4 separate regions of the Homo sapiens genome follow, and all the other regions are linked to region 4. Evidence: chromatin contacts called from ENCODE Hi-C or POLR2A ChIA-PET data. All regions are on one chromosome and are shown on one strand. Each heading gives the region's core, a stretch centred on a gene start or an enhancer-like site at or near the end of the contact. The rest is flanking DNA. Distances are from core to core; before and after follow the strand shown. Region 1 overlaps CCNY (cyclin Y). Region 2 overlaps CCNY (cyclin Y). Region 3 overlaps CCNY (cyclin Y). Region 4 overlaps CCNY (cyclin Y).

Region 1 (6,915 bases), core at 2,630-5,129, 110 kb before region 4:
GTCATTGCAGTAGCTTGAAATATTTATAAGTAATAACCCAAGGGTAGCATTTCTGCCATGAAATGCCAGAAATAATGGGCATGTCTGACACTTTGGGGAGTTTCTTGGCTTCCTGTGATTTCTGTTCTCTGGCTTGCTGAGTCTGTTTGGCACAGGTCGGATGTTTGTGCTTGGTCTGGAATTTGAAACACGTGGCTGTAAACCACAGATAGTTTGATAAAGGCATAACAGGCAGGAAAACAAAAGATATGCTTTTAACCAAAAAATGTAGGCCTGCCCCTGGCATTTCCCGTGATGAAGGTGTTTGAGGCTGTGCTTTGCCGTTCATGGTGTAGCTCCTCATTCGTTTTCAGCTATCAGAAAGGCCACTTGTTCTGGTGCTCCTTGGCTCAGCTGGCACCAGGTCACTGTCTCATCCTCCAGCCAGTGAAGGAGACCGCCTTCACTGTGGGAACCAGCGGCTCGCATTTTAATTGTGATCTGGTGACTTCTGTACAGCAGCAGATTGATGACAGCTTTGGAGGGGAACAGGTGGCTCAGTGTGATTGAATCGTTCTTTAACTCATTCAACAAGTAATGGCCAAGTACCTGCTCTCTGTTGGACACCATCTGGGGCCCCAGGGCAGTCACGAACAAAGCAGACCGGAGAGAAAACAAAGCAGGAAGTTAAGGGTGGGGACATGGGTAGGGCCGGTGTAGCAGAAATTCTGGAGCCAGGCTGCCTGAGTTGGAATGCGAATTCCCATTACTTGCCGTGTGACTTTGGCAAGCCCTTTAATTTCTCTATGTCTCTTTCCTCATAGGTAACATGAGGGTAATATTATTATTATATGAGTTGTACTAAATAAATTGGCATGTGTAAAATTCTTAAAATGGTGCCTGCCATGTAACTACTATGTGTTAGGTATTAGGACAGTGCTTATATAAAGGGATGTTATGGTGTTACTGTTAGGTAAGGTGACATCCTTCAGATACCTGAAGGATATGAGAGCTGAACCATGTGACTCCTTGGGGAAGGAGCCTTCCCAGCAGAGTGGGCATGCGCCTGGTGGGTTTGAGGGGCAGAGGGAGTGTGGGGGATGGAGGGGAGTGGTCAGAGAGGCAGCAGGGGCAGGGCATGTCCAGTCCTGTAGCCACTGTGAGTACTTTGCACTCTAGAATGGGGGCCAATGTGGAGTTTGAGCAGACGTGCTCCTAATGCAGTTTTGGCAGGATTCCTGTGGCAACTATGGAGAGAATGGACAATGGAGTATCCCCAGGGGGTGCAGTGTGGGTTAGACCCTGAGGCATGTCAAGGGGCAAGGTCAGGGGATTTGCTGGTTGGCTGCATTGGGTGGGAATAGCGAGGGTGGAGGATGAGTGCAGGCCTTGAAGGGTGGAGTTGCTCCTTAGTGACTGATGTAGACTGGAAGGAACAGGTCTTGAGCCTGTTGATTTTGATTTACATGTTAGTCAACAGGGGAGCTGAACGGGCAGCATGGGAGTTCAGTGGAGTCAGTGCTGGAGATAATAGCATGGGAACCATTGGCATACTGAGGGTATTCATTACAGTCTTGTGGCTGAGGTCACCACGCAGCGAGGAGGGAAGGGACAAGGAAGCAGCAGAGGTGTGTGTGAGAAGGAGCTGAGGAGGGGCAGAGATAGGGGCAGGGAGGGGGGTGAAGAGAGAGAGATGGTCCCGGCAGTCAGCGAGGGAGACATTTTGAGGAGAAAGTGGGCATCTCTAGTAAGATAAGGACTGAGATGTGGCCATTGAATTAGCAGTGGCCTTGGTAAGAGCTGGAGAGTTGGGGGTGGGAGCAATGGCCCTACTGGGCAGGGTTCCAGAGAGAACAGGGAGGAGGAACTGGAGCACGCAGGAGCCTGGCTGAACAGGAAGCAAAGAAATAGAGGGAAGGCTGCAGAGGGGGAGGCTGGTTGAGAGCTGTAGTTCGGTTTTTGGAATGAGAGTAATTACTACGCGTGCCTGTGCTGATGGGAAATGCATGATGCAGGAGAGAGAGGGTGGGAGGGGCAGGGATCCATTGCCGAGTAGGGGGGCCGGCCCCAGGGAGGTACCTTTTTAGGGACCACAGGTCAGAGAGGTGCAGGGAGCAGAGATGGCAGGGTGAGCACAATGGAGGCAAGAAGGCTGCAGTGCTTCTCCTGGCCTCTGTCTTCTCAGCTGAACGGACAGTAAGTTGAGAGTGCCAGGGAGTGTTGGAGGTTGGGGGAGAGACAAAAAGGGCCTTTCCAATGATGCTATCTCGCACCACTCAGGGCCTACCTGAGTAGGGTGTCAAGAGTTTACGGTGGGACCAGTCAGCAGGATTCTGCATCTCCTCCAGCTGTGTACAGCTGCTTGGGGCAGAGGAGATGGGGAGTTAGATTTAATCAGCTCTGGGATTTGCCAGAAAGCGCTTTGGAGGGCAGAGGAACGTGGTGGCACGTGAGAGCACCAGGGAGCCAATATGACTACAAGGCTGTGGCTCTGAGTCGGGTAGAGAAGAAAGCAAGGATGTAGCAGGGGGAGGGGTGGCAGAGAGGTGGTGGAATCGGGCTTTGTGGTCTTGGTGGGTGGAAGAATTTACAGGGTTGGGATGTCAGGGAGTGAGTTGGGAAGGTAGGAGATGAGGCTCAGAAAAGGGCTGCTCAACTTTGAGAGCAGGGAGTCCTTTTGGTGACTTACAGGGAGAGGGTGGAGGTTAAGATTAAAACACCAGGCCTTGCAGGGCAGTGGCATCCTGGGTTTTAGCAGTGTGTGGAGGATGTAGGACATTGTGCTGGGGATGTGTGCTCCCTGGGATGGTTTTGGAAGTTGGGAGATGGCATTAGAGGCTCTTTGGAGTTTTCTGGGCTGAGAGCTTGATTGCTAAGGGACAGCCTGGGAGTTGTCAGCTTCTTGAGCTGACAGCCAAGTGGGGATAAAGCGTTTCTTCTGATGGAAAGGTTGTGGTTCTGAGGCTGCTGGCACATTGGGAAGGGCATCTTGCGGGTTCCCATCATTGTGGAGCTACATCTTTATTTCTGAATGTTGGACATGGGGCACTTGGGGAGGCCAGTATTACCAGGAGATTTTTCTTTTTTTTTTTTCTTTCTCTTTTACCTTTTGTGTATCAGTATTTCTTAATAAGAAATGCCTATTTATTTAAATTCGGTGGGAGATATTTTTGACATAATTTTTTCACTTTCTCTCTGTCCTCTGTTTTGGAGAATGACAGTGATGGAGCAGTGGGCTGGGAGCCTTCCTGTCACCAGCACCTGTGACTTTGGAGCAGCTACTTCCTCTGGGACTGTTTAAAAGAAGGGGTGTGGGGCTCAGCTTTAAGGTCCTTTGGTTTTAGAATTAAACTCTATTTTGTTGGTTTATGAAGCATGTTTTTTGTGCCCATGATCTCAAATTTCTTTGGTTTTTAAAACTTTATCTATTTATTGTACCTTTAAAACAAATACATTTTATACCTAATGCAAATTAGTATTTTTTGAAGAGTGTTAGGCAGAATAAATGTGTATTTCCCATCAGAGAAGGAACTACTGATAAGTACTTCAAGAAGACCCAGAATTAGCATGTGTGTTTATATAAATTGTGAAATCATCTTCTCCCACTTCTTCCCCCTTTTTTACAAAAACAAGTTAAGAGTCAGAGAAGGAAAGAAGAAATGGGATTTGCACCGTCATGGACTGATACTGCCTGGGTGTAGTTGTTTTGCTTGGTGAGCAGAACTTGCTGTATTATCTGTAGCTTTCTTCATGTATACTTGGGCACTTGTAAATGTTACCAAGTGCCTCTGACCAGAATGGGTGGGTCATTTTCCATGTCGTCTTAAAATGACTGGAAAGTTGGTGATGAACAGAAGGCTTATTTTGATATCTGAGTATGGCCTGAAGGCTATGCTGAGTGAGTGAAACCCAGAGCACTTCTGAGCAGGTTTTGGTTGGTTTGGTTCCTCTTTTGTTGGTGCTTTTGTGAGGGCCAATTCTGTATGGCACTAGACAGAGCTGGTTAGGCTCAACAATACAGTGTTACCAGGCGGGTTGAGAATGGACACCCACAAGCCCAGGAGCCTCCTGAGGCCAGTCCCCCATAGTGCCTGGGCCACACGGGGCTGGGCCTGTTAACCAGGGCAGGCTCGGGGTTCATGTCTTTTACCCTCTACAACAGTGCAGCCCAGCAGGTCATTACCACCTCACCTCCACGCATGGCAGGGGCAGGGGGAGCGGTCAGGGCATGCCTGTCCTGCTGCTGTCACCCAGGCGAGCCACACATTCCACACTGGCTTGAATGGCAGTGACTTTGGGCCTGGCAGTGTCCTCTGCCAGTCTCCTTCACTCACAATTTCATTTCAACTTTGTGTTATAGTGAAGTATTTAATATGACACTTTTTTTTTATTCTTTAATAGTTCAAATAGTAATGTATGCCAAGGTCAGACTAATATTTTGTTTACTAGCTTAGTAATTTTCTTCTTGTTCCTACCTGAATTAATTTATATGGGAGCAAGTGCTGCCTTTTTTGCTGTTGAGTACCAGAGAACATACAGTAAATAATGATTTTTACATATTGAAGTTGCAGTTGTTGACTGTGATGTTGAAGATGTCTTCAGACAGTAGTTTATACTGCATTCCACACTTGAGGCTCAAGTGATTGGAGTGATTTCTGCAATTACTAGTTTGTTCTATAACTAAGACTGTTTGTTGGTCTCTGCATATACTTTCAGGTCATTAAATGCTACAGAAATGAGAAATGAAATACAAACTTTTTAACTCCTACTCAGATGTCCAAACAGCTTCTTAGTTCCTGTCAGATCAGTAATAATACTGGGTTTGGTCTTTCTTAAACCAAGCATAATCCTGCTTATCTTAGAATGAAACAGTATTCCTATTCAGAGGTAAATAGAGTTAACCTTTACTCGTGTAATTTTTATTGTTTGTTTTACCATTTCATGGTGTTCATACTAGCCCCTTTTCCTTTCCCTCTAAGTGACTGCTGAGGTTCTCACCATTTCAGAATAAAATTCTTGTCCTTTGAGGTTGGAAATTTAATGATAATTGAAAAACTGTATGTGTCAGTATACTTAAAAGGAAAGGTTATATCATTCTCTTCATTTTGGATGTAAAATTTACCTGTTAGAGAAAATTTGGAAATTATAGAAAAGTAAAAAAAAAAAAAAAAAAAAATGGAAAAAAGCTATTGTGCTTGTCTCCTACAAAGAGAACTACTGTGGACCTTTTATGTCTCATTTCTTCTGTTTTTTAAAAGCTGGGTTTGTCTAAAACCACTGTCACCAAAACAATAAAACCCATACCCTCCAAATTTGTATGACATATAATTGTGGTGACATTGTCTAGAACATTTTAAAAAAAATATTATTTATTTTTAGAGATGGATCTTGCTGTGTTGCCCAGGCTGGACTGCAGTGGCACAATCATCGTTCACTGTAACTTGGAACTCTTGGGCTCAAGCATTCCTCTTGTCTCAGCCACAGCGTCCAACTAATTTTTTCATAGAGATAGGGTCTTGCTTTGTTGCCTAGGCTGATCTCAAACTTCTGGGCTTAAGGAGTCTTCCCACCTTGGTCTCCCAAAGTGCTGGGATTACAGATGTGAGCCATTGTGGCTAGTCCTGTATATAAAATTTATATATTTTTCACTTAGCATGATAAACAGAAGTATTTCTCCAATTACAAATGTATTGAACTGTTTATAAAAACTATTGATTATTATTTTTGATCACTACATAATTTTTCATGTGGGAAATTTTCCGCTTATTCAGTCCTTTATTACTAGACATATAGGTTGTTGTTTTCTTTTTCCTTTATAATCAATATGGTAATGAACATCTTTGTGTCTAAAGCCTCCTCTGAACATCAGATCATCTCAGCAAGGTAGAATCCTAGCAGGCATTCTAATGACTCAAAAGTTTTGGGTGCAGTCTACAAAATTACTGTATGACAAGGTATTAATACATGATACTAATATTTGAGTTAGCAAAAGCTGCTTATTGGATATCTAAGTTGGGCAGCATTTGGTAGGCTTATTTTTTACTCCTTTAAATTACTTCTTTCAAGTGATTAGAAACTTTTAAGAATCTTAATCAGTAGGTGAAAGAAAATCTGGCTTTTTTAAGGCTCTTTGTATATTGAAATAGCTGGGCAATATTTCTAGTAACCATATTGATGTTTTACTGCTATATACATGATTTGCCAATTTTTAAACTAAGACCTATAGTAAAAAAAAAATTTATATTTGAATCCAGTTGGTTTCTTATTGGTAAACACACATGAAACAATATTTGTCTTTATGCATTTCATAATGTTATATTCTGAACTTTCTGTTTCATTCCATTTTTTAAAAAAGATGAGTCATGATCCTCTAAATGGATTTCATAATCTCCTGGAGGTTCCAACTCATAGTTTGAAAAACACTATACTGTACTGTGACAGGCGGCGAATCCAGAGGAACACATGGCTTATTTCCCTGACTGCTTTTACTTTTCCTGTGTGTGGGTGGGAATCTTGTACTCGTTCATCCTGGCAGTACCTGAGTGAGAAATAAGGAAGCTAAGTACCCTGCCCAACGGCACGCAACTACCAGTGGTCAAGCTCGGACACAGTCACTTCTGGGTGGCCCCCAGGTCCAGGGTTTCACAGTCCAGCAGCATAGAAGCCGTTTCAGCTTCTGTTGTCCTGGAAGACGCAAAGGCATCCAGAAGAGAGGCACATGATCTGCAGGAAAGACTCCGCCGTAGCGGTTCAGCGCAGGTTTACCAAAGGTTGTTCACCTGGAATGGACTGTGAACCCCCCACCAGGAACTGTGGCACAGGCAGAAGTCAACCAGGGTGAAATGCAGCTTTGCACTCTGACATTTGCCCCTTGAAAACCTGGAGCCTGGTAGAGTTAGGGGTGGAAAGCAAGTTTTCCATCAGCAGAGGAGCATC
Region 2 (6,953 bases), core at 3,039-5,538, 94 kb before region 4:
GCCAGACTGGAGGAGCAGGCCAGCTCTGTAGGGGTGATGATCAGGTATGGCAGCTAGCGAGAGCTTGCCAGTCCCAGTGTTGTGAATTGGAGAGAGTTCTCAGGTGTGTCCGCCTGTGCCTGTGCTTCTATCAAGCCTCACACAGAAGGGAACAGGCACTAGCATTTATCCTGTTGCTCCCGCTGTCCCTCACCCTCACCTGGACTTTCCGTAACCCTCTTTATGGTTTTCCTTACCTGGCCTCTGGTGAATGTGGCAGTGAGCAGTAGAGTGCTCAAAAGGGAGCAGTGTTAGGGTGAAGCAAGGTTCCTGGCAAAGCCGCAACTAAATTTTAAGGTTTGGTTTTGTGGTGTTTTTTAAATAGAGACAGGGTCTCGCTCTGTCACCCAGGCTGGAATGTGGTGGCACAGCCACAGCCCACTGCAGCCTTGAACTCATGGGGTCAAGCGATCCTCCTGCCCCAGCCTCCCTAGTAGTTGGGACTAGACGCCTGCACCAGCATGCCCAGCTAATTGAATTTTAAATCTTAAAATGAAAGTAGGTTGTAAAATGAACTGTGACCAGACAGTGATAATCTTTAAACTTTCCAAAAGGATTGATAATTCTGTGAGCAGGGGCCATACCTGTTGTGTTTACTGCTGTGTGCCCAGCTCAGCATGCACCCCATGGCTTGACACAGGGCAGGGTATGTTTAGGTGTGAATAATTGTATGTACAGATGAGTATATACGTGAGTAGAATGTATTTCTATACATTATAGATGTATTTTGGCTTTTTATAATCTATATAAGGTCTTTACACATCTTTTGTTAAATTTAATGATGTTTTGTTTGTATTGCTTAGTAAATGGATTATTTTTTATTGTCATTATTAGTATGCTAATTGTTTATTGCTCTGGGCCATAGTGTTCTCAGTGAATACCCTGTTGGCCTTGGGAGGTACAGTTTCTCATTGTGTGGGACACTGGTGTGGAAAAATAGCAGCCACTTGACATGTGACAACTCCACACATTGCTGAATACCCCCTAGGGTGAAGAGGATGACATTGCTCCTTTAGTTGAGCACTATTGCTGGGATAAAGGAATGAAATTGATTTCTATATGTCAGTTTGTGTCTAGCACCAATAGATTTTTAAACCATCTTATATTTTCTGTGTAGAGGATTATATGCAAATAACAATAATTTTGTTTCTTTCCATTTCAATAAATTCCTTGTATGTTACGTTTACTTGTTGTTTTGCATTGACTAGGGCCCCCAATACAATGTTGATAGTAGGTGGATCCCAGTTTCATTCCTGACTTGAGAAATGTGTCTGATGTTTCACCGTTAAGTATACAGATTGCTGTAAGTTTTTGGCAGATAGCCTTTATCAGATTAAGATTTGCTGAGAGTTTTTATCCTAGGTGGTTATGGAATGTAGAGCCCCTGTTAGTTGGACTTAGTTCATTCTATACAATGCCTAACTCTGTTCTCTGTGCTCCATTCTAAGTGATTTCCTCAGATCTGTTTTTCAGGTCACCAGTTCTACATTCAGGAATATCTAACCTGCAGTTTAACTCATCTATTGAATTGTAGATTTCATTGACCATGTTAGCCATTTGGGCTGCTATAACAAAATATTATAGACTGAGTAGCTTATAAGCCGTAGAAATGTATTCCTTACAGTTCAGGAAGCTGGTAGATTCAAGATCAAGGTGCTGGCAGATTTGGTATCTGGTGAAGGTCAGCTTCCCGGTTCATAGATGACCATCTTCTTTTTGGTGTAACCTCACATGGCAAAAGGGGCAAGGAAACTCTCTGGGGCCTCTTTCATAAGGGCGCTAATCGCATTCGTGAGGGCTCTGCCCTCATGACCCAATCACCTCCCAGAGGTGCCACCTCCAAATACTGTCACACTGGGAGCTAGGATTTAACGTATGAATTTTGGGGGGACACAAATATTCAGTCTGTAGTGATTGTGTTTGCATGCATGTATAGACGTGTGTGTATATGTGTGTGTCTCTATGTGAATCCTACAAACATGGTTCTTTTTTAAAACTCCCTTTTATTTTTTTCAGAGTATCTTTTCCCCCTTATTTTAAAATTTATTTTGTTTTTCACCACTGTGCACAAATTCATTCTATGGTCTTTAGTTAGTTTTATTATCTCAAGTTTTTGAGGGTCTGATCTTGATATTTTTGAGTTTCTTGACTCTTGCTCAAGAGTCATGAGACTATTTTTTCCTCCTGTGTGTTGCCATTTTAGATGGTGAGCCTGTCATCGGAGGACATAATCTGGTGGAATTCTGGGAGACAGCCTGCTTTAGAGTGGTTTATAATTTGGCCAATTTGGTGTGAATTTCTTTTCCAGGAGTTTTCTGGGCTACATGTATAAAGTAGAATGTCAAAAACCACATTAGAGATACAGACAGACTGACAGTTACCAGTTGCTGGGAGATTGGGCAGTTGCTCCCCCTGCCAGCCCAGCCTCCTTTTCATTTGGGTTCATAGATACTTTTTCTTAATTCAGGTTTTTGCTAAGATCATAGCTCTCTGAGGGTTCTAGCTATATGTAAAAGTGTCAGTTCCAACTCCTGTGTTATATCCTGTCCTGCAGGAACGTTAAAATAATAGTGTCTTCAAACCAAGATACTTCTGAGAGTAAAGGGGGTTAGAATTCTTTATTATGCCAGATCACTGGTGTGAACCCGCATGTGTGTCACCTTAGTCAAAACCCAAGACCAGCTCACACAACTGGATAGCCCCTGTCCTGCCACAGACTTCAGTTCTCTCTTTGATTCGGGCCTTAGGCCGTTGACCCTGCTTTCTTGCCACACTTATAGGCATTTAAAAGGCTGTATTATATTTTAACTCACATTACAAAGTGCATGTAGCATGAGAGCTTTTAGGTTATCTGGTCTGTGTATTGGCAGAATAATCTGTCTTTAGTCTTAACATTAGCATCTTTATCTCCTTGATTAATCTTAAGATAGAATATTAGATACATTAAGATAGAAAATTAGAAATAGGACAGCAGAGAGGAACTGGGGAGGGAAGAAGGGAAAACGGAAACAGTTATAGCTAGGAAAAGAGAAGGAGGAGAAGAGAGACTGAGAGATGGGTTGGAAAGAGGAAGATGGAGAGGCAGAACGGGAGATGGAGAGATGGACAGACAGGGAGATGGAGAGACAGACAGACAGGGCAGTGGAGAGACAGATAGACAGGGGGAGATGGAGAGTCAGACAGGGCAATGGAGAGTCAGACGGGAGATGGAGAGACAGGGAGAAGACAGGGAGATAGGGCACTGGAGAGACAGATAGGGAGATGGAGAGACAGGGAAATGGGGAGACAGGAAGATGGAGAGACAGACAGGGAGATAGGGCACTGGAGAGACAGATATGGAGATGGAGAGATAGGGAGATGGAGAGACAGGGCGATGGAGAGACAGACAGGAAGATGGAGAGACAGGGAGATAGATAGGGCAATGGAGAGACAGACAGGGAGGTGGAGAGACAGACAGGGAGATAGGGCAATGGAGAGACAGACAGGGAGATGGAGAGACAGACAGGGAGATAGGGCAGTGGAGAGACAGACAGGGAGATGGAGAGACAGACAGGGAGATAGGGCAGTGGAGAGACAGACAGGGAGATGGAGAGACAGATGAGATAGGGCAATGGAGAGACAGAGAGATGGAGAGACAGGGAGATGGAGAGAGAAAGATAGGGCGATGGGGAGACAAGGCAGTGGAGAGACAGACAGGGAGATGGAGAGACAGAGAGGGAAACAGAGATAGGGCAATGGAGAGACAGGGAGTTGGAGAGACAGACAGGGAGATGGAGAGACAGACAGGGCGATGGAAAGACGGACAGGCAGGTGGAGAGACCGACAGAGGGAAGGAGAGGCAAACGGGGAGATGCAGAGATGGACAGGGAGATGGAGGGACAGACAGACAAACAGAGCAGATGACTGAGGGCTGGATGTGTGTGCACAGAGAGCTGCACACAGAGACACATCCATTCAGTTAGCAACCCACTTGCGGAGAGACTGCCCTGGAGGCCCACACATGTAGACGTGTGGACACAGAGACACACACTTGCAAAGACATACACGGAGATCACCTGCAGGGGCACCAGTGGCTGAAAGAGAGTGAAAATAGGAAACAACTAAATATAAGTGTGTTATGATAGTCCAGAAAATAAACTTGAAGTCAGTGGGAGTAGAAAAGATGGCTTTAGGTGGGATTAACCAGAACTGCAGTAGCAGCACTTGGCTGCGGCAGCCACAGCAGGAGCTGTTGTTCTCGTGGGAATGCTGATGTGGGCTGCTGGGCTCAGGCTTCCCTGGTGACAGCCTCCTGGAGCAAACCAGCCTGGTCAGCTCCTGATTTCATCCTGTTGACACTAACAAATGGAGATAATCACTGATTGTGAGGCAGTGGCAGGGACAATAATAGCAACAAAAGAAACAATCTGATTTAAAATTAACAGGCTTTGTTGATTTCATAATTGCCTCCCACATCATAGCCAGATTTGGAAATGTGACTACCTAAAATTGAAATTAGGGGTTTGAGATTTTAACCATATCAAATATTGCTCAAAAGACAGGAAATAGAACTAGTGATGTCTTCGGAGGGTAACTGTGGGGCTGTACCACAGTTGGCCTCCCAGTTGAAACTCACTTTCTGTGCATCTTGAAGTTCCAGAACCTATCAAGGAATCACAGAACCCTTGATTCCTTTGGGCTCTGCTCACTGACACTGTCTAGACCTAAGTGGACAGCCCATCTTGTGGAGATGATTTATTGGAGTGATTATCAGTTTGGGGCGTGGCAGTGCAGAGAAAGGGGGATGCGAGGGGCTTGCGAGGGGGAGGGGATAGTTTGACTTTACAGGCTTGCTTTGGCGCCTCCTCTCCATCCAGTGCTGTTTAGGTCTTACTGTGCTTTTCTGCTTTACTTTTTACTAGTTTTTCAGACCATTAATGATAGCTTATGATGGCTGCTTTTCTTAGCCACTATCTTATTACCTGGATCCTTTATAACACTGGAAGGTAAACTTGGTGCTGGTTTAAAAGCCAAGATGAGCAATTGTGGATCACTGTTACTGTGACATCTGTGGAAAAGACTGAAGAAAATGAGGTTGACCAGTATAAGAGAATACTGCCGAATTAAACTGTGCCACATGCCGTTTGATTTATCTTTAGTTTTGAATAAAGGCATTGTATTTTACTTTGTGCTCAGCTGACACATGGACTGAAAGCAGTGTGACCGAACACTCAGTTGTCACCTCAGAGTCTGGCAGGAGGCCCTTAGAATAACCATTCTTTGAATATTTTAATTCAGCTGTGTGTCTTAATAGGTATCAACATCATAAACAAAAAATAGGCTAAGACTCTGCTTCCTAAATATTAGATTGAAGTCAGCTCAGGGGATTCCATGACATTCCTTAAAACTGCCTTTTCCTCTAAAGCATTACTTCCTCAGGTTAATTTATGGATTATCTTGCCATTCTTTTAGGAGGTAGGAGACTCTAAGTCAGGAGTATGCAACACCAAACTTTTAAACATCAATTTCAAGCCAGCACTCCTTAGAGAACAGAAATTGTGTAATGAAATTTAACAATCTTTAGTGTCTCTAAGCCTAACATTTATGTATTGAGAGTTTTGTTTCTTTAGCCCTGATCTAAGTGCTGTGGCTTAATGTTTTTAATACCCATTATTTCTGGGGACCCTATTGTGTGGTGGACATCCTGCCCATTGCGCTAGTACCTGACTCCTAATCGTCATAGCAGTTCTCGAAGCTAGGTGTTATTAGCCCACTTTGTAGATAAGGAAAATGAGATCAGAATAGTATCACAATTTGCCCAAGGCCATAGAGCTAGCAAAAGTGAATTCAAATCTGGATCTTTTACATTTTAAAATGTGTAATTCTTTTTCTACTGTTTGAGCATCTCTTTGGGGAATGAATGATTCCGAGAACTCCTGGAGAGTCTTATTTTCAGCTTTCTGAATGTGGGTTATAGAGTCAGTCTTGATGGGTTTTTCATTCTTTTTGTTTTCTCCTCTAGTACCTTATACCTTCAACTTAGAAGGATGCTCTTGTAGGGCTGGGACTTGATCTCTTTCGTTACTTCTGTATCCTCAGTACCTGTAACTCAGCATTACTTAGTACCTAGTAGATGCTCAGTGATTATTTGTTGAATGAATGGATGAATGAATGAATGAAAACCATGGCAGAATGGACTGGCCCTGACAACCTCTCAGTATATACTCGTGACATCTAATGAAATGCTAATTTATCCTATCACAGTATAATCGTGAAGGTAAATGTGATAGAAATGTCATAGGATGCATTTTGAAGTCAGCTAAATACATGTTTTGTCTCACCATTAATCGACTGTAGCCCTTTGAAAACCAAGAATGCTTTCTTATGACCATGAAATAGGTCATGTAGAATAGGAAAGTTAATGACACAAGTGGTTACTACCCCAAAGTAGTATTTCGATACGAATAGAATTGAACATAATACCTAGCATATAGTGGAGACTCAATGCATGTTGGTCCATTTAACTGAATTCAACGGAATTGCCTTGCTAGGAAAAAAAAAGCAATATTTATTTTTGACTCAAAAAATTATGAGTCCAGTGCTTTGTTTAAGCTATTCTCTTGTAAGCATGCTATTCTGTGTCTCCCAGGATTGGGTCACATATTTTATTCTTCATTGTTCCCTAGCTGGTTCTGCACTCTGATGTGTCATGTACTTCATCTTGACTCCCTGAATCAATTGTAATTTTGTGTAGGATAAACCAGGCCGTACATGTCTCTGTCCCTCCCGGAGGCCGGCCACATGCCCACCTGCCTCGTGGCAGAGCTCTCGGCTTCTGTGTGGTGTCGTCTTTTCTCAGGGATGGAAATGCTCTGGTGGGGCTTCACTCTTTCAGTAAGGCAGTAGTTTGTGTTACAATGACACCCAGTAGAGTA
Region 3 (7,083 bases), core at 4,282-6,781, 66 kb before region 4:
GTCTACCACAGCCTTGTCCTACTGTTAGACAGCACCTGTGGCCTGCTGGTAGCCATAAACTTACTTTTCAATTCTCTTTTTAAAAACTCTGAGCACCTGCATTTCCCCTTCAGTTGGCACAGACTGATAACCTTGTAAATACTTTTCATAGCTTACCATGTTTATAGCTTACCTTACGTGGCTTATGTTTTTGGCTGGCTGCCCCGTGACATCTAGGGAGGCAGCTGAATTTCAGGATAATCTGATGCAGTCACCATGTAAGAATAGTTAATGCCTTGGAATGATTGCCTGAAGATAGCGATCCTCTGGAATCAGACTGCCTGAACTGGAGGCTTAGATCCAACACTCTCCACATAATCTTGGTGCATATGATCCATTTCCACATGATTTCCCTCAATCTCAATTTTATCACTGTAAAATGGAGTTAGTACCTCTTTGTGAGATTGTCAGGAGGACTAAATGCATAATCCATCAAAGCACCGAGCCCTGTACGTAAGACAACACAAGTTCTCAGTAAATATAATCCTTACCCTAGAGTGTAGGTTCTCATTTGCTCAGCTGGATTGAGTTTCTTCCCTGACTTGGGTCTGTGCCATCTTCTAGCTTGTCTGTGCTGACAGCTCCTCTGTGCTGACTGTGACACCTTGCACCAGAACACTGGGCCTGACCAGGAGGAGAAGGGATGGATACCAGGACAAGAGTAGAGGGTGGCTTCTGTGCACTGCTGTGCCCAGTCCCATCTTTTTCTGTGTTTTCCTTGATAAAGATAGATCGTGGACCCCCACATCTTAGAGTTGCTTCCAGGTTAGGCACAGTGGCTCACTCCTGTAATCCCAGCATTTTGGGAGGCTGAGTGGGGAGGATTGCTTGAGCCCAGGAGTTCAAGACCAGCCTGGACAGCATAGTGAGACCCCCCCCCCCATTTCTACAAAAAAATAAAGATTTTTTTTTTTTAAAGAAAGAGTTGCTTCAACACACCTTGGAAGCAAACCAGAAAGAGGCCAGGTCTGAAATTATATCAGCCAGCATTTGATAGCAGCTCATTATATTAGAATACACAGCACTTTAAGTCTCACTTAAAAAATAAAATGATAACGTCACCTCCACCATGTGTCAGGATAGATTTCTGATGGATTGACTAGTGGTAGAGTAAATGTAACAAATACAATCATAATCATCTAGAAATAGTATACGTGAATATTTAGTGTCAGAATGGGGAAGGGGCATGTAAGTTTGTAGAAGCAATGAAGGAAGTTGCCTAAAAATGAAAACTCATGTCCAAATGCATCTAACAATGAAATCATCAGTGATGGAAATATCACAATCTATAGGAAAAAGGATTAATGCCTTTATGTATTAAAGAATTATTATACAATCAGTCAAAATGCTAACACACCAATAGAAAAATGGGCATATTTCTGTTGGCATGTTCATATATGAGCACATGTATACTTGCACATACTTATATACAAATACATTCATATGCAAAAGTACACATCATGCTTGCTTTGTATATATGCGCACAAAAGAGACTCAAAGGATACACATCAGAATATTAATAGTGATTGTCTCTGGATTGTTGGATTAAACAGGTTGGGCCTCTCAAATTCAAAAATTTGAAATCTGAAATGCTCCAAGATGGATCTGCAACTTACTGAGCACCAACCTGATGTTCAAAGGAAATACTCATTGGAGCATTTTGGATTTCACATTTTTGGATTTGGGATGCTCAAATAATGCAGAATTTCAAAATCTGATAAAAAATATCCTAAATCCACAATACTTCTGGACCCACGCATTTCAGATAAGGGGTGATAAGGATACTCTGTGTGTGTGTATGTTTTATGTATCTCTGTGTTTTCCAAGCAAGCTTTTAATTTTTATTTGCAGTTGCATTTTCTTCTTTATATGGCTCTGTATTTTCCAAATTTTCTGCAATAAGCATGCATTTCTTTTCTGATTAGCAGAAAGTTTTAAATGGATGCCACTTAGCTGAAGTTTCTGTGCTTCTGAAGAAATCCTTTGGCCTTAGATATTCTCTGTGAGAAACAGAAAACCTCTCAAGTGTGTTGGCAGCTTAGGTGGATATTTGTTCTTTGAATAGTTTTCTCCTTATGTTCTTCCTTCGTCTACTTCCTATTCTCTTCCCTGGAATTTTCTCCTCTCCATGACTGGCTGTGCCCTCAACATCTTAGAAATGTTTCTATGTCTTTTCATTTTTGTTTCATTGGCTTTGCTTATTTAGATTTCACTTTGAATGCACAGAATGTCACGTTCCTCTGTGCCCAGATTTCGAAATAAGAGCAGGTCCTGGACAGTTCAGAGCAGGCCAGAGGTCTAATTGGAAGCTCCCTTCCTGCAGCACAGGAGGTGTGCCTTGGGGGGAAATGGCCACACCAGGATGCTTTGTTCTGGGCTCCAAAGTGTGGGTGATGTTCCTGCTACAGTGCACTTTGTGTCCTGGCCGTTTGTGTTCATGACGACTTCCCTGTCAGGGCAGGAGCTCAGCAGGGCAGGAGCCTCCATGTGCATTCTGAACAGGGGCTCAACAGTTGTTTTGAATTGAGTGAGTGAGTGAGTGAGTGAGTGAATTCACTGAATTATTGAAAACTGTAGGAACTGTGTGGTCATCTCAAATTTACTATAAGAAAAGTTAATAGTAAACTTTTAATTTTATTGTTCAAGGCCTGATCTGTGCTACCCACAGGAAAAAGGAAAGGGAAATGAAACCTTTTCTTTTCAACCAGATCTTTGTGATCTGCATTGGAGCTATCTCAGCAATCAGCTTCGTATATCCAAACAAAATTCTGTCATTCTTTAGTTGAAGCCTGCCTCTTGTGTGGCCTGCCAGTCCTTCACATCCAGAGTAGTTAATCAGTTAAGTAAATTTTCTTTGTAGAATAGCACAGCTCTATTCATACCTGGTTCTAATTGTCATTCTGTTTTTAAATGGGACTCGTTTTATGCAGATGCCAAGGATGCCTGTGCACACCAGTGATGTTCTTGTTGGAGGGCGGATGTATAGAGGAAGGGGTCCTACACGCGGTCTCCTCTCTTCTTCTTCTGGGCCTTCCCTTCCTTGGCCTGCTTGGGCTCTTCCCTAGTTTGCCAAAGAAAGAGTATCTTAGGTATCTTAGGACCTTTTTAGTACCAGCATCCTATGGCTTGGTGGTGGCTAACACTTGCCATTGGAAGGTCGGTCTATTTTAGAAATGGAAGAGGAGAGTCAGGTGCGGTGGCTCATACCTGTAATCCCAAAACTTTGGGGGGTGCTGAGACAGGAGGATTGCTTGAGCTCAGGAGTTCAATACCAGCCTGGGCGACATAGTGAGATCTCATCTCTAAAAAAGAAAAAAATTGGAAATGGAAGAGGAGAAACCAAGGTAATCTTTTAAATGCCTACCTATGACAGGAATCAGCTGAAATGGTGTTTAGATTGTTAACAAATCCTCATTAATAATCACACACTAGGTTGAAAGTTGTATTTTAAAGAGTCACTTGTGTGACATTGTGGCAAGAGAGTGTCCCATAGCAACTTAAGTGTAATTTTGTTTGTCCCTCAGATTGCAAACACTGCCTTTTACTCTCTTCACTCCCCATTTTATCAGGAGAAGACTTTTAATGCCAACTGTATTGTTTTTGCTGATTTTAGATGGCTTATTTTTAAAGCCTCTGGTCCATTTTCTGTTTACATCTTTATGGACTGTCACTGTAGCCAATTAAAAATCCTCTTAACTATCATAGATTGTGTCAAAGGAGATTGCTGTTATTCCTCTCCCAGGAAAGAAAAAATTTATGATCCATATCAATTTATTGCCTGTTTTCTCTAAAGAAGCAAAACATAATTATTAGTTAATTCAGTTAGACATTAACTCAGAAAACTCCAGAGATTTTGATTGATTGTTATAGTAACCAAAAATATTGAAGTGTTAAAGATGACTAAAACCACCTATTAGAAATGAGTTGGCATATTGCTTATACCATTACATAAAATAGCTAAAGCATTTTGAATTTCAGAGCTGTACCCACATCAGCCTCAGTGGTTTCAAATTTATTTTAAAGACAGATTTAGATTTGGGCAATTCTGTCAGTCTTTTCAGGTGATACACCACTGTAAAATATTCTGCTTATCACTGGGTGTGGTGGTTCACGCCTGTAATCCCAGCGCTTTGGGAGGCCGAGGCAGGTGGATCACTTGAGGTGAGGAGTTCGAGACCAGCCTGGCCAACATGGCAAAACCCTGTCTCTACTAAAAAATACAAAAAATTAGCTGGATGTGGTGGTGCACCCCTGTACTCTCAGCTACTTAGGCAGGAGAGGCAGGAGAATTGCTTGAACCTGGGAGGTGGAGTGAGTCAGCTCACTTCCCTCCAGCCTGGATTACAGAGCGAGACTCCGTCTCAAAAAAAAAAAAAAAAAAAAAAATTCTACTTATCTTATTCCCCCTATGGTAATGTCTTGGTTGTGCTCCTGCTAGCTTAGGGGAAAAGGAGTAATTAATTTTAAGGGCACTGAGGGTATCTCAGACAGCTCATGAATTGGTGGAACTGGGTACTAAAAGCTGTTAGGACTAAGGCAGCACCTGCCTTCTGCCCATCTCCCTCTGCCGTGTTTCTCTGCATGGCAGAGGGACACCACTGCTTTATGGGGGTCCAGGAATCATAAGACACAAAATACAGTCACACTCATGACTGTAACTTATTACAGTGCAAGCACATGAGGCAAACTCAGTACAGGGAAGAGGTGCACAGGGCGAGTCCTCTCCCATGGAGCCACACAGGTTGCACTTTATCCCCCCATTCACAAATGAGTTGTGAAAACACCTGTGGAATGTTGTCAGCCAGGGAAACTCCTGGGTAGAGACCCAGCACCCAGGATTTTTATGGAGGACCACTCATGTAAGAAGGCTCTGCCTGTTAAGTACCAAAGTTCCAGACTCCCAGAAGGAAATAAACCATACTGTGTGCGGCATAGAGCATATTGTTTGTGCAGACAGCTTAGGCACAGTGAGCCACTCCTACCAGTTAGGAAATGATGGGAAGGAACCCTCCTAAATCCAAGTTCCCAGATACCAGCCAAGGGCCAGCCTTGCAACAGGCCCTTTAAGGATGGCTGTCAGATCTGCTGCTTCACTCTTTCCTGCACAGCGGAGTCCCACCCCAGTCTGAAGTTTACACATCATACCCTCAGTTAAGGTTGAGCAGAGCCCTTTGAGTATGTCCCAACTCCAGATTCCCAGGAGAAGGAGTTAGCCCAGAGAGGGTAAAGTTACCCCCCAATCCAGGCAGGATGGTCAGAGTAATGGGTCACATGGTCTAACGTGGATATCAGGCATTCTTCCCATCTGGGTAGGGACAGGTTGTTGGTTTGGGGGCGCGGAAGACGCTCCAGAAGCAAGTCGGCCATAGAGATGCATGTGTGGAAAATCTTCTCAGAAACTGTGCAGACTTCATCTGCCAAAGACCCTCTTATGTTAGGAGGAGCATTACAAAACCATACAGGAAAGTGGCACCTGATTCAGGCCCCAGGAGCCCCAGGTTGCTCTGAGGAAATAGGGTAGTGTGTAGGTGTTCATTTGCATAGAAGCAGTGAATGCCTGAGAGATTCTGTAATAGATTCAGATAGCTTATCCTCAGGTGTTCTGTAATAGTCTTAGTGAACTTTCGTTTTTCTTCACCATTCTGATTGCAGCCAGTTGGAGTTCATGAAAATAGCCTGATTCCTCCCTGAGATTGATCCTTGTAGGTGGTGGACAAAAATGGCATATGTGTTTATAATATTCTTCTGTGTCTGCTGTAGTTTTTTTTTTGTTTGTTTGAAAGCTTTTGTATTAGTATGTTTTCACACTGCTGATAAAGATATACCCCAGACTGGGCAGTTTACAAAAGAGGTTTAAGGGACTTACAGTTCCACGTAGCTGGGGAGGCGTCACAGTCATGGTGGAAGGTATCTCAGGCACGTCTCACATCGCGGCAGAGAAGAGAAGAGGGCTTGTGCAGAGAAACTCCTGTTTTTACAATCATCAGATCTCATGAGACTTATCACTATCATGAGAACAGCATGGGAAAGACCTGCCCCCATGATTCAATTACCTTCCACCAGGTCCCTCCCACAACATGTGGGAATTCAAGATGAGATTTGGGTGGGGACACAGCCAAACCATATCAGCTTTCTTGGTCGGACTTATAGTCAGAACTATTGAAGGTTATGCATCTCAGCCATTACTTCTACACGTGAATAATTCCTAATCTTCTCAATAGTACCCATATAGGAAGTGCTGGTATTTTTTGAGGCATGGATATCTTTCATTTGCTGAAGGCAGGGGCTGATGTAGGGTGTTGAGGTGACCTTAGTATGGGTGGTGGTTCCCACAGTTGGGAGACTTGTGTCTCTTTTGCACAAACCTATCACTGGGTTGCTCTGAGAAGGGTTAAGTGTCATCTCAGAATGTAGTGGGAACCCTGTCAGTTCTGTGGCCCATGTAGAAAGGGTTTCCGGGTCCCTTCAGTCAGTGGGAAATCACCATAGAATTATCATCATATCCCCATCCTTGGCTACATGTATAATAGTTTAGTATGAATTAATTTAATTCACACATGTGCATGCACACGCTCTATATATGTATGTATGTATGCCAGGAAGTTAAAACCCAGAGCTTCCAGCCAGACCATCCTGTTTGTTTTGCTATGGTTTTCATGTGGATTCTTCCTTGGAGTCAGGTAAAATGTAATCCCTCTGCCTCCATGCTGTGCATAGCAGACCAGTTTGTTGCTGCTGTCTGTGCACTCGTGCTCTGTGTGCGCTAGTCTGGCCTCATGCATGGCCAGGGTGCCCTGTCCTGTGACAGCAGGGGGCTGATCGCCTGCACATGCGTCCATCCGATGGCTTGATGGAGCTGCCTTCTATGTGTCAGTCTCTCTTTTTAAAGTACTCAACAGTATCCTCAGACTAATTTTTGCTTTTGCATTTTTGCTTTTGTTATCTTTGAGATATCAAGAGTGGAAGGCAGCATTCATTCCAGAGAGGACAAGACTTCTAAGGAAAAGAGAAGTGTTTTTTTGTGAGTCTAAGAACAGCATATGA
Region 4 (7,497 bases), core at 2,822-5,321:
TCCCGTTGTTTAAGCCCCTAGCATTTTCATTACAGCAGCTCTTGCAAACTAATACACCCTGTAAACTTTATTAAAAGAAGGAATGAAATCTACATTCTAGGAGCTGCTGGAGATATCTGTGGACATAGATGCTGGTGGAGCTAGAGGCTCCAAGTGATTTTGTGGCACCTGCACAGTAAAATAGATTTACTATTAGAATTTTTAGAAATGAATACTTCATTCAGTCTTTCCCAGTAAAACCGTGTGAGCCCAGGAATTGGTGGAATTGGACATCACTCAGCTGAATGGCTGAGGGAAAATCATGACTCCTCGGTAGCCCTTTATGGGGAGAGGAGGTAGCACAAGGCTCACTGGAAGCTGGGGGCCCTGCACCAAGGTAAAGATGAGCAGAGGCACTGCCGGTGAGTTTTCCCAGCATAACTTCAGGAATAGAGCTGAGATGACACAGCCTGTAGAACAGGGGCCTGGACAGCCACCCAAGCTGCACTCCCTACCTGCAGTACCTTAGATGAACAATGGGTTCCTTCCACAAATCCCACTTGGGTGTCCCAGAATGAGGGAGGTGCGTGCCAGGAGCTTGTCCTTCTTGGCACGCTGTGGAAGTCCCCAAGATCCTAGAATCCTCTTTTTCATCCCCAAGTGGGAAAAGAGTCAGTGGCTTGGGCCTGAGGGTGGGGTGGGAGGCGTTTGGGCAGGAGAAGTCTCAGATATCCTGGGGTGGGCTCCATCCTATCAAGGGCTGCCCTGCTGCATTTTTCTATAATCCCATCACTCAGAAAGAATATTGCTAACATTTTTATTATATAGAACTTCCCAGTGTTTACATAGATTTTATTTTTACAAAACTGGGCCCATACTGTACGCGTTGTTTTAAACTTTTTGCCATTTAGCAGTGTGTTAATCTGTGGTTAGCTGGTCTCAGTTTCCTGGCAGAGGCAAACAACCCGAGCTCTCCCTTGGAGCTCCTGAGCAGGGAGAGGGCTCACAGGTTTCAGCTGGAAACCTTTTCAAATGGGGTTTTTGGTAGTGCTTGTTCTTCTAGGTACCCTTCTTCCTGGCCTCCTGTGTCCCAGCTTCCTGAAGTGACCTTCCTGGTATTTTTGACCATAGGCTAATCTCCTGCTCAAGAATTATCCAACAGTGAGAACTTGACTGGGAGTCTCCCCATGTACCTTTGGACAGAGGGGTTCTGGCTTGGAAGGCAGCTGACTGTGCAGCTGCGTATCTGTGGGCGCAGGCTGAAGAACACTGTACGACGAGTGTCACTGAGACTTGCAGGCAGAATAGTCAGGGCACCAGGCCATGTGGATAGTCACCAGCACCAGTCAGATGTTAGCTTCAGGCAGACCTCATGTGGGAAGATGGGGCCAAGGGCCAGCCTTTCTCCCACTCTCACCAACAATCAGTGGTCACAGCATCACAGGCCAGCTTAGAGCAAGAAGTGGCAACCGCTGTGGATGGGGAAAGGACAGTGAAATTTCACCATGCAGAGTTCTGTAGGCAAAAATACTGTTAAAAAAAATTACACCTCGAGGTTTGTCTGTTTCTTGTTTTTGTTTTGCACTGTTCCCGTAAATGTCATTTTCATGTGTAGACAAATCCAAATAAGGAGAAATCAAGTGACTTGTCCAAGCATTGCATGGCACAGAAGGTCACAGAGAAAGAACTTCAGTTCCTCTGTAGATACCTGGTTTCTGGTGGTGTTTTGTTTTTAAATTGTAGTAAAATGTATGTAGCATGAAATTTATGATTGTAGCCATTTTTAAGTATACATTTCTGTAGCACTAAGTACATTTACATTGTTGTGCAACCATTACCACCATCCATCTCTAGAACCCTTCATTTTCGCAAACTGAAACTCTCCCCCTGTTAAACACTAACTTGCCATTCCTCCTTCCTCCAGCTCCTGGTGATCACTGTCCTACTTTTTGTCTCTGTGAACTTCACTACTTTCAGGACCTCACACAAGTGGGATCATACAGTCTGTGTCCTTCTGTGTCCAGCATATTTCACTTGCCAATAATGTCCTCAGGGTTGATCCATGTTGTAGTGTGTCTGAATTTCCTTTCTTTTTAGGGCTGTATAATACTTCACTGGGGGTCTGTGTCCCATTTTGTTTATCCACTCATCCACCCATGGACACTTGGGTTACCTCCACATTGGGCTAGTAAGTGGAGGCTGTAAGTGTGGCTATGCAGATACCTTTTCAAGACTTTGTTTCTCCTTCTTTTGGGAAGTGACCCTAGTTTCTAGAAAAGTAGGCAGCATATTAGATGATTAAAACAGCTCTTTTTAACATCATTTTAGAGTTCTATTTTCAAGTTGCTGAATTGTACCAAATTGGGTTTTTATACAGTGTTGATCTAGTGTGACAAATATTTCTGAAATGTGGTTTTTGTTGGTCGACTTGAATATATTTCTTACAACGTTTTACACCAAAACTGTTTCTTCATAGTTATCTAAATGCAGATAGTAAATCCATCAGGCCCATTCTTGGCATCACGTTAGTTTTCTGATAATTTATCACATAGCAAGCTGTCAGTGTCCCTGTAAAAGATGTGCTGCTGCAGTTTGGAAATTCAAGTTTTGGAAATTATTTTTATTTTCTAAATCTTTAGAAAAAAATTCATTTTTTGAAAATACAACAGCTCTAAAATCTATTTTCCCAAAGCTTAACCAGAAACTCAAGCTTGGAGAAGGTTGTTCTGTTTTCCAGGGAACCCTGGGAAAATACCGCCTTGTTCAAAAGCAGCTTCCTCTTGACTTTGCTCGTAGTGTCTGCCTCCATCTGGAACCATGGTGTCTGTATATCATTTTGGGCAGGATTATCAGGCTGTTCTCTTAGACTTTTCTTCTTACTATTGGGAGAATACGCTTTGCAGTGACGCCTGTTGACCACCAGACGGCGGTGTGTCCATGGCAGCTCCCAGGTTCACTTGGGATTTGCTCCTTTGACGTTTGACAGTTCTGGCCTTAGCAGGGCCTCTGACGCTTTCGTTTTGTTGAAGTCTTACCTGGATTCCAGTATTTCACAGGATGATCTCTTATTAAATCTCATTTAAATGAAGCATAAATAAAAGTTGTTTTAAGTAAAAATTATCCCAAATCAAAGTAAATTATTATTTATTTATTTATTTTTGGGACAGAGTTTCGCTCTCGTTGCCCAGGCTGGAGTGCAGTGGGGCAATCTCGGCTCACTGCAACTTCCGCCTCCTGGGTTCAAGTGATTCTCCTGCCTCACCCTCCTGAGTAGCTGGGATATTAGAGGTGCCCACCACCATGCCTGACTAATTTTTTTTTTTTTTTTTTGAGACAGAGTTTCGCTCTTGTAGTCCAGGCTGGAGTGCAATGGCGCAATCTTGGCTCGCTTCAACCTCCACCTCCCGGGTTCAAGTGATTCCCCTGCCTCAGCCTCCTGAGTAGCTTGAATTATAGGCATGTGCCACCATGCCCGGCTAATTTTCTTTGTATTTTTAGTAGAGACGAGGTTTCACCCTGTTGGCCAGGCTGGTCTCAAACTCCTAAACTCAGGTGATCCACCCGCCTCAGCCTCCCAAAGTGCTGAGATTACAGGTGTGAGTGACCACACCCAGCCTAAATTCTTAAAACTATGAAATTTAGTACAGTAAATACATTTGGAGCTTGTTATCACTCTTTTCACGAGGCTGTGTGGAAACAAGCAGTGACGCTCTTCATCTGATGAAGAGACCGGAATGGGCCTTCCTCGGGCCTCCTTCCTTGCCGCCTGCCCACAGGTCCCAGTGCTCCTTTCCCCAGCAGCTTCATGTCTCCCCAGAGCCACTGGCCTTGCTCAGCCCCAGCCTCCCCACCCGCCTCCTTACTGTTCTTGTCCTTTGTCACAGCAACTTGAGCTGGTGTGGAGCCCTCCTCAGTCCTTCATAGCTGAGTGCTATGAGTCACCGGGAACAGCCATAGGGGTCTCGGGACATCACTCAGGACAGGATGGTGCCTGCATGTGAGGCTCAGACCCAGACCCTCAGCGTTCAGCAGAGTTGGCAGGACATGACTTAGAATGCCGAGGCTGGGATCAGGGTCAGGAGGGTGAGGCCCTGCACTAGGGCCCTGGCTTCACTCACAGGAAATGGTGACTGTGTGTTTTGGCTGCCTGCAGCAGGTTGGAGGGGACCCACTCTGCCTGAAACACCCCCTCCTCAGCCCTGGTTCCTCTCCGCCAGAGCTCCATGCTTCCCTCACCTCAGTTCAGCTCTCACTGCTGTGGGAAGCCTTCTGAGATCATGTGCTGGGGGCCAGGCATGCAAAAGCAGATGTTGCACTTCCTGACTATGAGGAGAACAGCCCAAGAGGCTGAGTTCAGCAGCCACATGCTGCATAGTGTGGGCAAGGACAGGAGGTTTCCTGGAGGGTGTGCAGTGGGTGGGCACCCTGTGGGTGGGCACCCCTGGGGGCTTCCTGGGGAGAACGTGCTGAATCTGAGTGCATGACCCAGGACCAGTGCTCCACAGATAGTTCCCTCACTGAGAAGGTTCCCCCCACCCAGAGGAACTATCTAGAAATAAACCTAATTTGAAAGATAGCTGACATGAGAAGTTCTTAAAGTAGAAGTTTTTGAATTTCTCCCAGCATTCCATCAACATGTAGATGGGTTGGCAGGGTGGATCTTAGCACCTCCTCTCCCAACCTACCTTTTTAGTTGAGTGGTTCTCAGAGTGTGGGCCCGGGGCAAGAGCCTCAGCCTCACCATCATCTGGGAGTTCCTTAGAAATGCACATTCTCAGGCCCCACTGCAGACCTACTGATCCCCACAGTGTGAAGGTGGAGCCCCCTGTCTGTTCTAACAAGCCCACCAGGTGATGGGGTGCGTGCTCAAGTGTGGAAACTACTGCTTCCATTCTTCCCGGCTTGTGAGTTCTCTTTTTAAGAGACTGAGGCAGAGACTGGACACCCTCCCCCCATAATCCCTGCCTTTTGCCTAAGAAAGCCCCTACACAGTTCCTCCCTTCTTTTCTCCCTGGAGGTAGGGAGGGGCCACCGAGGAAGCCAATGTCCTCTAGGTCTGCAGAGGCTGAGTGTTTTCCTCTGGGCCCCTGCGGAAGGGCCCTCACTGGACTCCACGTGGCAGCTCTTGGCTGCTGCATCCACCCTTTGTTAGCAGCCTGTCCTCACGGAGACCTGCAGCCAGAGCCTGCTGTGTGTGTGTTAGATCTCAGTGAAGTGATTCGCCCTGAAACGCTTCCTGGTGATGATCCCAGTTAACCAGTCCTCATCCTTCTGGGCACCAGATCAAGTGGATTTGGCTTTTAATCCCAATATGGTGGTCTAACCAGACATTTACTTAGATCACTGGTCTTCCTGGAGGATGCAGTTTTCTGGAGTCTGGTCTCCAGCAACTTGCCTTGGCAGGCCACGTGGCCTGGTGTGGCAGCTAAGCATAGGCTATTTTTGTCTTTGCTTTGCAGGAACGAGCTAGAGCGACAGTTTCTTGAATTGCTGCAGTTCAACATCAATGTTCCTTCCAGTGTCTATGCCAAGTATTATTTTGATCTTCGTTCTCTGGCAGAAGCGAACAACCTGAGCTTTCCCTTGGAGCCCCTGAGCAGGGAGAGGGCTCACAAGCTTGAGGTAAGATGGTTTAAAACAGCGTTTTGTGGTGCAGTGTTGCCAATACATCATCTGAGTACCAGAGATGCATGTGGTCACATTGATCATTTCCCCCACTACATGATGTAAAATAAAGATGAGCTACTAGGATATATAGCTGGGCAGTTGATTATGATTTGTTCTGCTTCTTTTTTCTTTGAGACGGAGTCTCGCTCTGTCACCCAGCCTGGAGTACAGTGGTGCGATCTTGGCCCATTGCAGTCTCTGCCTCCCGAGTTAAAGCAATTCTGCTTCAGCCTCTCAAGTAGCTGGGATTACAGGTGCCTGCCACCACACCCGGTTGATTTTTTGTATTTTTAGTAGAGATGGGGTTTCACAATGTTGGCCAGGCTGGTCTCAAACTCCTGACCTCAGGTGATCTGCCTGCCTTGGCCTCCCAAAGTGCTGGGATTACAGACGTGAGCCGCTGTGCCTGGCCAGCCACTTCATATTTTTAATAACCAGTTTAATATCACTTTATACTTAATAAGCAAAGGTTTTTTGTTTTTTTGGGTTTTTTTGAGATGGAGTCTTGCTGTGTTACCCAGGCTGGAGTGCAGTGGCACGATCTCAGCTCATCACAACTCCGCCCCCTGGGTTCAAGTGATTCTTCTGCCTCAGCCTCCCTAGTAGCTGGGACTACAGGTGTGCACCACCACGCCCAGCTAATTTTTTTTTGTATTTTTAGTAGAGATGGATGGGGTTTCATTATGTTGGCCAGGCTGGTCTAGAACTCCTGACCTTGTGATCTGCCCACCTTGGCCTCCTAAAGTGCTGGTATTACAGGCATGAGCCACCACAATTCTATTTTGAAATCAAATATTTTTTAAAACCCTTACCTTTACGGACAGGTTTAAGAAAATTATGTCCCCCCAAAAAGCATTTCCCGCAATATAAGCCCCTCAAAAAGATACTTCTCAGCATGCGCTTTCATAGGAAAAAGCTGCCAAATGATATTAACAATTGGGAATCCAAAAAGATTTGATTCTGCTTTTTATTTTTTTTCCAAAATACCTTTTCCATAGCCCAGTTAGAGCTGAGGGCAGCACCACTGGTCTTGGTCTGGGTTTTGGGCCGTCATTATTAAGCTGTGTAACTTTGGGTCTCATCACAGCATATTTGTATGTGGCTCCGCCTCATATGTTCACCAGGCTCTTCCCACTTGACCTTTTGGCAGGAGGAAAGGGGACGGGGTGGTAATTAAGCAGGATCCCTGGGGAGAGACCCCTCCTCCAGAGAGGGTGTGCCCCAGCCTTTCTCCTCTGCACCTTTTTTCCCAATCCTGCCTTGGTCTCATCCCATAGAGTGTTTCCGAGTGGTGGATGGCACTGTCATGTCCCCAGCTTGTGAGGTCTTCGTGCTGCCCACACCACTGCCCATCCCAGGTGGGATGTTGTCACTCAGTGCAGAGTTGGTGTGGCATCATGATGGCTTGGCCACACGGTGATCTAGAACTGGGAGAAGAAACCTGTTATGGATTACACGCTTAAGAAAGAAAAATGTTAAATAAAAATTTAAAAAGTAATATGTTAATTCCAAGAAGTAAACCATAGAAAAGACTGGATGCATAGCACTGGTTAGAAATAAAAATCCAGTGAGAGTTTCAGAACTCAGCCATGCCCCTGTGATTGTGTGCCAGCCTTTGGAATGGAAAGCCCACCCAGTCTCCCAGTTATCATCTATTCGAGGAAAAATGGAAAACCCTCCCTCTGCAGGACTTCCTGAAGGCAAATGTTGTGAAACCTTCGCAAGCACAGATGTGAGGTAGAATCTGGCTTTCCCTGAGAGCATGAGCCCCCTCTCAGCCTGTGCTGTGGTCCCTGGTCCCCCTCGTCACCAGCTATGGCTCTAGTGGCTGCTTCAGTGCTAATGAGACAA

Evidence for each region. Hi-C counts contacts between places; a loop is a spot of excess contacts on that map. ChIA-PET counts read pairs that join two places held with the same protein, here RNA polymerase II (POLR2A). Pooled maps may share reads with other maps.
Region 1: a map of heart left ventricle shows a loop between it and region 4 (2.3-fold over the local background). The contact joins two enhancer-like sites. A Hi-C loop is called at or near these places in 7 of 168 maps with a recorded cell type or tissue (dorsolateral prefrontal cortex, heart left ventricle, heart right ventricle and 1 more), 2 of 37 single-sample maps with no recorded cell type and 13 of 50 pooled maps. POLR2A ChIA-PET finds 5 or more read pairs at or near these places in 2 of 52 experiments (AG04449 and H1).
Region 2: a map of dorsolateral prefrontal cortex shows a loop between it and region 4 (3-fold over the local background). The contact joins two enhancer-like sites. A Hi-C loop is called at or near these places in 6 of 168 maps with a recorded cell type or tissue (cardiac septum, dorsolateral prefrontal cortex, heart left ventricle and 2 more) and 4 of 50 pooled maps. POLR2A ChIA-PET finds 5 or more read pairs at or near these places in 1 of 52 experiments (H1).
Region 3: a map of heart left ventricle shows a loop between it and region 4 (2.3-fold over the local background). The contact joins two enhancer-like sites. A Hi-C loop is called at or near these places in 3 of 168 maps with a recorded cell type or tissue (PC-9, heart left ventricle and heart right ventricle) and 1 of 50 pooled maps. POLR2A ChIA-PET finds 5 or more read pairs at or near these places in 1 of 52 experiments (H1).

Annotation. Positions count from the first base shown.
Region 1 is chr10:35,447,637-35,454,551 of GRCh38, forward strand. All of the region lies in intron 1 of CCNY (cyclin Y), which reads left to right. Among named protein-coding and RNA genes, the nearest start is that of CCNY, 110 kb to the left of the region's middle. RefSeq lists an enhancer at 393-1,063 and a silencer at 3,823-3,952. Within about 2 kb of position 3,880, at least 10 of the 41 ENCODE cell types and tissues checked have a DNase peak (open chromatin) inside an H3K27ac peak, as active enhancers do; they include heart left ventricle, where a contact is called at or near this core.
Region 2 is chr10:35,466,428-35,473,380 of GRCh38, forward strand. The region is part of intron 1 of CCNY (cyclin Y); the gene reads left to right. Among named protein-coding and RNA genes, the nearest start is that of CCNY, 130 kb to the left of the region's middle. Within about 2 kb of position 4,289, at least 4 of the 41 ENCODE cell types and tissues checked have a DNase peak (open chromatin) inside an H3K27ac peak, as active enhancers do; they include dorsolateral prefrontal cortex and heart left ventricle, where a contact is called at or near this core.
Region 3 is chr10:35,493,325-35,500,407 of GRCh38, forward strand. All of the region lies in intron 2 of CCNY (cyclin Y), which reads left to right. Among named protein-coding and RNA genes, the nearest start is that of GJD4, 110 kb to the right of the region's middle. RefSeq lists enhancers at 2,268-2,317, 5,317-5,466. Within about 2 kb of position 5,532, at least 3 of the 41 ENCODE cell types and tissues checked have a DNase peak (open chromatin) inside an H3K27ac peak, as active enhancers do.
Region 4 is chr10:35,560,585-35,568,081 of GRCh38, forward strand. CCNY (cyclin Y) reads left to right here. Exons shown (of 10, transcript NM_145012.6): 9 at 5,439-5,601. Among named protein-coding and RNA genes, the nearest start is that of GJD4, 41 kb to the right of the region's middle. RefSeq lists enhancers at 3,838-3,947, 4,008-4,117, 4,388-4,467. Within about 2 kb of position 4,072, at least 10 of the 41 ENCODE cell types and tissues checked have a DNase peak (open chromatin) inside an H3K27ac peak, as active enhancers do; they include dorsolateral prefrontal cortex and heart left ventricle, where a contact is called at or near this core.